2 separate regions of the Homo sapiens genome follow, and region 1 is linked to region 2. A link is a contact called in ENCODE Hi-C or POLR2A ChIA-PET data. All regions are on one chromosome and are shown on one strand. Each heading gives the region's core, a stretch centred on a gene start or an enhancer-like site at or near the end of the contact. The rest is flanking DNA. Distances are from core to core; before and after follow the strand shown. Region 1 has its middle 87 kb from the start of RFC3. Region 2 holds the start of LINC02344 (long intergenic non-protein coding RNA 2344).

Evidence for each region. Hi-C counts contacts between places; a loop is a spot of excess contacts on that map. ChIA-PET counts read pairs that join two places held with the same protein, here RNA polymerase II (POLR2A). Pooled maps may share reads with other maps.
Region 1: a map of cardiac septum shows a loop between it and region 2 (5-fold over the local background). The contact joins the enhancer-like site here to the promoter of LINC02344 in region 2. A Hi-C loop is called at or near these places in 3 of 168 maps with a recorded cell type or tissue (CD14-positive monocyte, IMR-90 and cardiac septum) and 5 of 50 pooled maps. POLR2A ChIA-PET finds 5 or more read pairs at or near these places in 1 of 52 experiments (naive thymus-derived CD4-positive, alpha-beta T cell).

Annotation. Positions count from the first base shown.
Region 1 is chr13:33,729,197-33,733,256 of GRCh38, forward strand. No RefSeq gene overlaps it. Among named protein-coding and RNA genes, the nearest start is that of RFC3, 87 kb to the right of the region's middle. Within about 2 kb of position 1,600, at least 4 of the 41 ENCODE cell types and tissues checked have a DNase peak (open chromatin) inside an H3K27ac peak, as active enhancers do; they include CD14-positive monocyte, where a contact is called at or near this core.
Region 2 is chr13:33,333,398-33,337,218 of GRCh38, forward strand. LINC02344 (long intergenic non-protein coding RNA 2344) reads right to left here and starts at 1,869. Exons shown (of 2, transcript NR_146541.1): 1 at 1,608-1,869; 2 at 449-652. It overlaps LOC124903152 (a long non-coding RNA gene), which reads left to right and starts at 2,057. Exons shown (of 4, transcript XR_007063752.1): 1 at 2,057-2,216. It also overlaps a transcript of STARD13 not described here.

The DNA of each region.
Region 1 (4,060 bases), core at 350-2,849, 400 kb after region 2:
AAAATGTCCTGACCAAAATCCTGCTAGGCTATGCAAGTACTCCTAGTACTGAATGTCGGCTCAGTGAGTGCACACTTTGACTTTATTAATGGTGAACCATTTATCTGGACCCATGATAAGAGTCAAGTCTACCCTTTCATAAATTGATTTTGTTTTGTTTTCTAATGAAAAGTTTTAAACAATCTATATAAATGGCATATTGTCTAAATTGTAAAGTGTCGAGATGACATTTCATTTGTTTTTTGTTCTATTGAGAAATGGAAAGGTTAAGGGCTTCGGTGTCAAATGGATCAAAATTCAGACTCCAGTTTAGATACTTATGAGCTGTGCAATTCTGAGCAGTTTGCCTAACCTCTTAAAACTTCAGTTTTCAGCCGGGAGCGGTGGCTCATGCCTGTAATCCTAGCACTTTGGGAGGCCGAGGCAGGTGGATCATGAGGTCAAGAGATTGAGACCATCCTGGCCAACATGGTGAAACCCCGTCTCTACTAAACATACAAAAATTAGCTGGGCGTGGTGGCAGGCGCCTGTAGTCCCAGCTACTTGGGAGGCTGAGGCAGGAGAATCACTTGAACCAGGGAGGCAGAGGTTGCAGTGGGCCGAGATTGTGCCACTGCACTCCAGCCTGGTGACAGAGTGAGACTCCGTCTCAAAAACAAAACAAAACAAAACAAAAACTTCAGTTTTCCTCATTTGTAAAATGGAATCATTATAACAATACCTTGCACGAGCTAAAAACTTTCCTGTCACATATGCTAGAGGCCTAGCCCAGAGTATCTAAGTGCTCCATAAATGGTGGAGAGCTGCCGAAGTAGTGGGAATGGAAGTAGCAAGAATGTTATGAACAGTATTTGTCTTTCTGAAAGAGACTGCTCTTGACAAAAAGAATCATATCATACACTTCAGTGGAATTTCTCAGCATTTCTAGCATGGGGTGCAGGCAACAATCAGTGCTAGCTGAAATGTACTGACATGAATGAGTTGGGCATCAGTACATTTTCCCAGCTAGGATAATGGAGCAGGGAGGCAAGGTCACCAACTATTTTCTAGAGAGAGACATGTTAACACACACAGAGTGCTTCACTAGAAACATAGAAATAAGAACTTCCTCTGTCACAAAGGGTGTGAGATACTTGAGGGTGAAGAGGGGAGCAGTGGGGGGTAGAAGGTGGGGAAGGAAATGATGCAGAACCATTACAACATGGGCCAAATAACAAGTGAGAGGGAACGAAAAGAAGGGAACTCATGCTTGCTGAGCATGATATGTCAGCACTTGACACAAAATCCTTACTCTACCCTGAAATTTAAGTCCTTTTAGCCTCAGAGAGCTTAAATAAACCTGCCCAAGGTCCCACAGCCAATAAATGGTAGAACTAAAAATTGTACTTAGGGCTCTCCACCTTCAAATGGGGGTTCACTCACAGCTGCATGCCGCCACCCTGCTGTATCACAGTGCTCAGGATTTTTATGCGATGCCAATTTCTCCTCCAGCTGCCTCCCTTTCCTCACCCTTCATATAGATGATGTATAATTTATCATTCAAACCAGGCGACGTTGGAGACTCGAAGAGGGAGCTGTTTCTCCAGGACAACAGGCCAAACCAGCACTGTCTTAGGCAACACTGGACAGTTACTCACTCCACTCAAAAGAGTTATCTACACTCTGAGCTTCCTCAGCCCTCAAGCACTAATAACTACACTTATGCTATTCACTCTCTAAATGCTCTGGCTAAGATCACTGAGGACCTCCATGTCCCTAAATCACAAAGATGTTTTTAGTCCTTTTTTATTTGACTTATTAGGCTATTCTTTTTTTCTTCTCCTCCTTCTTTGAGACCAAGTCTCACTCTATCGCCCAGGCTGGAGTGCAGTGGCGTGATCTCTGCTCATTACAACCTTCGCCTCCCAGGTTCGAGCGATTCTACTGCCTCAGCCTCCAGAGTAGCTGGGACTACAGGTGTGCACCACCATGCTCGGCTAATTTCTTTTGTACTTTTATTAGAGACGGGGTTTCATCATGTTGGCCAGGCTGGTCTTGAACTTCTGAGCTCAAGTGATCCACCTGCCTTGGCCTCCCAAAGTGCTGGGATTACAGGTGTGAGCCACCGCCCTGTGCTGACTTATTAGACTATTCTGATGACTTCCGTTGTTTGCTACTCTGCATCTCCTTGGCTTTTGGGATACAGTACCACACTAGTTATCCTTGAAAACTATTTCTAGTTCTTCTAACACATAATCTTCTACTCAACTTTTAAGTACTGGAGCCCCTTAAGGCTTGGCCAGAGACCCTCTTTATTGAAAAAAAATTATTTATTTCTATATGTTCTCACTAGGGAACCTCATCTCTCCTGATGGCTTCACATAAGGTCTTTAAATTAATTACCATAAAATTTGCATTCCCACTCCAGATCTTGGATCTGAGCCCCAGGCCAGTGCTTTACTCAACATCGCTGCTTGGATACTTCACAGGAATATCAATTTCACTAAGCCTAAAACTCATCTCCTCCTCCCATCCCCAGCAACTCCATTTTCTCCTAATGACCACTAGCACAGTAAATGGTGCTGCCCTCCACCCAAGTGTGTAGGTCAGAAACGTGAGAAACACGCTCACTCATCTAAACCCAAGGAATGGACTTAGAGATATAGAGAGTAGCAGAGACTTTTAATGATGGTCTTACAAGATCAGGTGTCTGATGGGCAGGCACACCCAGTACGGTTACAACAAGCAATTTATCCCCTAGTGCACAAGTCCCTTCCCCGTTCCTCACAGGCTGAGTACTATGGGGTTACAATCTTCCCGGACGTCGCCTATTGGTCATTGGGTTGGGGCTTTTAGGTGTTTTTTTTAGGGTTGTCTTGCTGCATTTTGTTGCAGCCCATAATGCATTGCAATGATGGTCAGCTCCGTGACTTTACAAGTACTTGAGTTATGACCCAGGTAGTCAGGCAAGCTGATAAGAATAGATAAAGCAGCTGTTTTGCAGGCTAGTACACTTTCATTCTAGACTAAACTTTTTGGTTCGGGTGAGGGTAACTAAGGGGGCCATGACAAACAGGCACTGGCTATTAAAGCAGGGGCCTAGTGTATCCTGTTTTTCCATAGTTTGCAGGCCCGAGCCTATTTAAAGCACTTTGTCTTGAAAATGGACCACCATATACATTATTTCCTACAACAATGTAGGAAACAAATGCCTCTTCTTCACTTACCATATACAATTGATCATCAAACAGTGTTATGTGTATTTCTAAATGTCCATCTCTCTTTTCTTCTGCCACCATCCTAGTCCAAGCCAACATCACTTCTGCCCCAATTATTATAATGGCCTCGAAACTCTCTCTTCACTTTTACTCTTGCCACTCCCTAATTGTCATGTGCCACATCTGTTCCTCTCTTGCTTTAGCTCAATGTTCTTTCCCCCTCTCTCTTCATCCCTACTAGTCTATTAGTTCCTCATTCCATTTTTCTTCTTACTTTAGAAGCTTAACATGTTCTTTTTCTTCATACTGGGTAACTCATTCATCCTCTAGGTCTGAGATTGGATGTCCTGTCTTCAGAGAAGCTTTTGAGACCCCCTAAAGTAGGTTGAGTTTTCCTGTCTTTCATGGCTCCCTATAATCTTCTTTTGAGGCATTTATTAAAATTGTTGTCCCAATCTTGCTTTGTAGCACAACATGACTTCATTAGATATTGACATTATTTGAATATAATCATTCTATAGCATCACTTAAAGCCATCATTAACATCCAGTGGCCGGGAAGGACCACAGGTCCATGAGCTTGTAATTTTGCTGGTTCACTCGTTTTGAACTTAATAGTGACACAAAAGTTTGCAGTGGGGAAGTTTGATGAGCCTGATGGGGCCAAAGCAAGAGACAGATGCTGTGAAAGTCCCCATAGATTTTAACCTTAAGCTGTTGCTCTGGTCAGGTGAAACAGAGGTAGACAGGTTGCTGGTAAGGTGATGAACAAATTAGAAATAGCATGCTCTGTGCTGAGTAAAGTCAAGAGATCTGTGAATGGCAATGTTTTGTTCAATAATGGGTGAGGAAGTGTATGAAGAA
Region 2 (3,821 bases), core at 619-3,118:
ATAAAAAATAAATTTCAACTATGCCTTCTCCATTTCCCTCCTCCCTCCAACATGCAATAACAACAGCAGTATTAGGTTCCTTTAGCTGTAAAATGAAAATTTCCAATTGCACCTTAGAAGGAGGCTGGAGGGTAGGAGTTTATCTGGCACAAGTCTACAAAGCTGACAGGTGCACCAAACACCTGAGGTTGGGATCATGGCAGGACAGGTGGGGTTTGGGGTCATCAGAGGTAAACTGAGGAGGAACTCACTTAGGAGGGAGCAAGTCAATGCCTTTCATGTCCTTCAGTCTTTCCTTTAATCAGTCACTGAGTCAGTTAGGCTGCCAAGAAACACTTATGAAACATGGGAAAGGCTTTGCTCTTGAAGGTAAGTAAGGTACCATCTTTTCTCCTGAAAAGTTGGTACTCTAGAGACTAATTTCAGAAACAGGCATCTTGCTCAGGAATGAGTGGCCAAGTATGATTTCACTTATAATCACAAGAGTCAGTGTGACTTGAAGTTGGGCTGTAATCTCAAACTTGTCACTAAGGAGATAGGTGACCTGCAACAGGTGAATTTAACCTCTCTGAAGTTCCATCAGCTCTTCTAAAATGAATGACTTGGACAAGATCATCTATAAGACATCCATGTGCTCTAATACTTCATGACTCTGAAAAGAAAGAAGAGGTAAAAATACTGGCTGGAATTCCCTTGTCATATTAAAAAGCTTGAAGAAAAATAAGTCATATAATCTATCAACAATTCACCTTTTAGAAGTTTGCTAGGCACTGATTTGCAAGAGAAGTAAGAGAAGGCATCCATTCTTGTATTTCCTCAACAATTAGGTTATTTTACTATGTGGATTATACAGCAGAGGGTGAAAGACTTTTTTATTGCAAGACAAAGTTTCTCTATTCTACTACAAAAGAAATCTTGCTGGTGAGACAAGGACCAGATTGAAATACTCAGCAGAGTGGATGGAAAAGGGGGAAACTTGAAGCCAGATGAGACCCCAGTCTGCACTTCACTACCTGCACTGAACTTGGCCAAGCTCCTTCACTTACCTCATCTTTAAAGTAATGATCGGGACCTCAGTGTCATGGAAGGATGACATACGGAAAAACCCTTAATCAGGGCCTGACACACAGCGGACCCTTGTCAGGGCCGGTCCTCCTGCCCTCTCACCCCCAAGACATAAAAGGAGAGACCCTCAAGAGGTGGGAGTGGGCATCACTAGAATGGAATTGGCAAGGAAACCATGAAGGGCTTGAGCCAGCTCTTTAAAAGTGGGCAGGATCTAGGTAGGCAGAGAGAGAGATAAAGGTATCTGACCTGGAAAACATTCCATGGCATAAGCCATGAGCCTGAAATAGAGTTTAGAGCCATTTCCAATAACTGATGGAAGGACAGCGCCAGGCAGGCGGTAAACTAACACCTGGAAAGGTTGTTATGAAATAAATACACACACACTCCTACACCCCCCACCCCCCCGCAGCGCACACACACACCACACACTCACACATTTTAAAACACAGCCTGTATTTTAAAAAGCTTTTCTGGTAATTCCGATGCTCCGTGAGGTTTGGGTGTCACTGGCTGGATGGAGGAAACAGCAGCTGACTGACCTGGACAGGATAGAGCTCACACTGGGCAGCAGGAAAGTGACGGGAAAGGTCAGCACTGGAGTAGGAGCCTGGACTCAAATCCCCCCTGCCACGCCCCTGCCATGGAGCCCTGGGAAGCCACATGATGTTTCCTATCCTCATTTGTCTCATTAATGCAATAGAGATCACGGCACCAGCTTTGTCTCCTGTGAGGGACTTTTGTTACAATCTGTTGATTTTAAACCACTGTTATATTACATTCATAGACTAACACTTAGCTGTAATGCGCTAGAGAAAAAATCAGGATCACCATTAATCCCCATCATTATCATTGAGACTCTGGGATGCTGGAACGTCACAGCCAGCTCCCTCTGTGACACCCTGTGTGAGGCAACAGTGGGGCAGGACTCCGAAAATGGTTCCATGCTGTCACTACGACACCCATGAACTGTGATGCCTTCCTAAGTGCTAGACTGTGATTAGGGTGGAGGTCCTGCAGTCACTGGGGTCTCATAAGTCATGAGAGTCATGCTGCTCTCTCAAACCTACATAGCTACAAGTAGTGGGTATGTGCCTTGCACACGCCACTTAACCTCTCCCAGCCTTGGAGGTCTCTTCCGCCTAAAGTAGGTTAGTAACGGTAAGCATAGTCAACACGTACCATTATGTAGTCTGTGCCATACGCACAGCAAGCAACCAACGAGGTGTGTGGAGGCTGAAATTCAGCCCCAGCTACATTCGCCAAGCCTCACAACTACGGGGCTGCATTGTCACTGAAGAGGCAACTTTTTCTAATTCATCATCCCAGAGAGGACTGATGTGAATTTTCTAAATCACAGCAAGGTGCTGTTTGTGTTAACAGTGACCTTGGTAGTACCTGCTGAGAAGCCTGGGCATTAAGTACGAACATACACGGAGTCCTTAGCACAGTGCCAGGAATACAACAGAGTCCAATACTGGGTAGCTGTTAATGTTAAAATATTATTCATTCATTCATTCATTCATTCATTAATTCATTCACTCAGCAAGCATTCATTGTGCACCTCCTGTATACGAGCTACATGCTAGGGCAGCTGGCATGTCTGCAATGAATAAGACATTACCCTTTCCCTGGATGAGCTTGTGGTTTAAGGGTAAACAGAGACACAAGTAAATCATTATATTCAAGTATGGATACAGGAGGGCTTCTCCAGAGTGATCTTATAGCTTAAATTTCTGAATACTAATGACTGTGCTATTAAGGTTTAATTTATTTATACAAATTCAGCATTTCATATCTGGAAAGTAAAACTTGTTATAACTCTTTGATAAAGCTGCTTACACATCTTATACTTCCCTATGTTCAGATTAGACACACAAAACAGCGTAATCAAGCCACTGTTACAGGACCACCACCTGTGTCCACTTGGGTGCCAGGACCCTGCTGTCAAAGACAGGTCCACTTCCTTACAACATGGCCTAGAATTGGCTGATTATAAGCTGCCTGCTGGCCATGTTCGGTGGCTCACACCTGTAATCTCAACATTTGGGGAAGCCGAGGTGGAAGGATTGCTTGAGCCGGAGAGTTTGAGGCCAGCCCAGGCAACATGGCGAGACTCTGTCTCTTCAAAAAATTTTAAAAAATTAGCTGGGCATGGTAGCATGTATCTGTAGTCCCAGCTACTCAGGAGGCTGAAGTGGGAGGATGGCTTGAGCCACAGAAGTTGAGGTTTCAGTGAACCAAGATCACACCACTGCACTCCATCCTGGGTGACACAGCAAGACCCTGTATCAGAAAAAAAAAAAAAAAAATTCTCCTTACTTGTGTTCCTGTTCAGAACTACTCAAATATATTATTGGATGAAGTAGCCTAAGAACAAGTGAAAACGCATGGATGCACTCTTATTTTCAATTGTCCAGAAATATCAGGTTGGTGAAAAAGTAATTGTGGTTTTTGCCATTGAAAGTAATAGCAAAGACTGCAATTATTTTTGCACCAACATAATACTTCACATTAAATAATAATTTTTAAACAAAAGAAATATATATATACATATATGTGTGTATATTTTACAAGGTTAAATGTAAAATATTTACATTTGCATTAGCAAAGGAGGATTTAACCTATGCAATTTTATAAGACTAGACTCCAGTCAGCTTTAGTGTTTTTCCCAGAGACAAATGGGAATAATGACAAAATAAAATGTTGGCAGATATAAAATCCCTGATGATAAATGATAGGCTTTATTACTACCT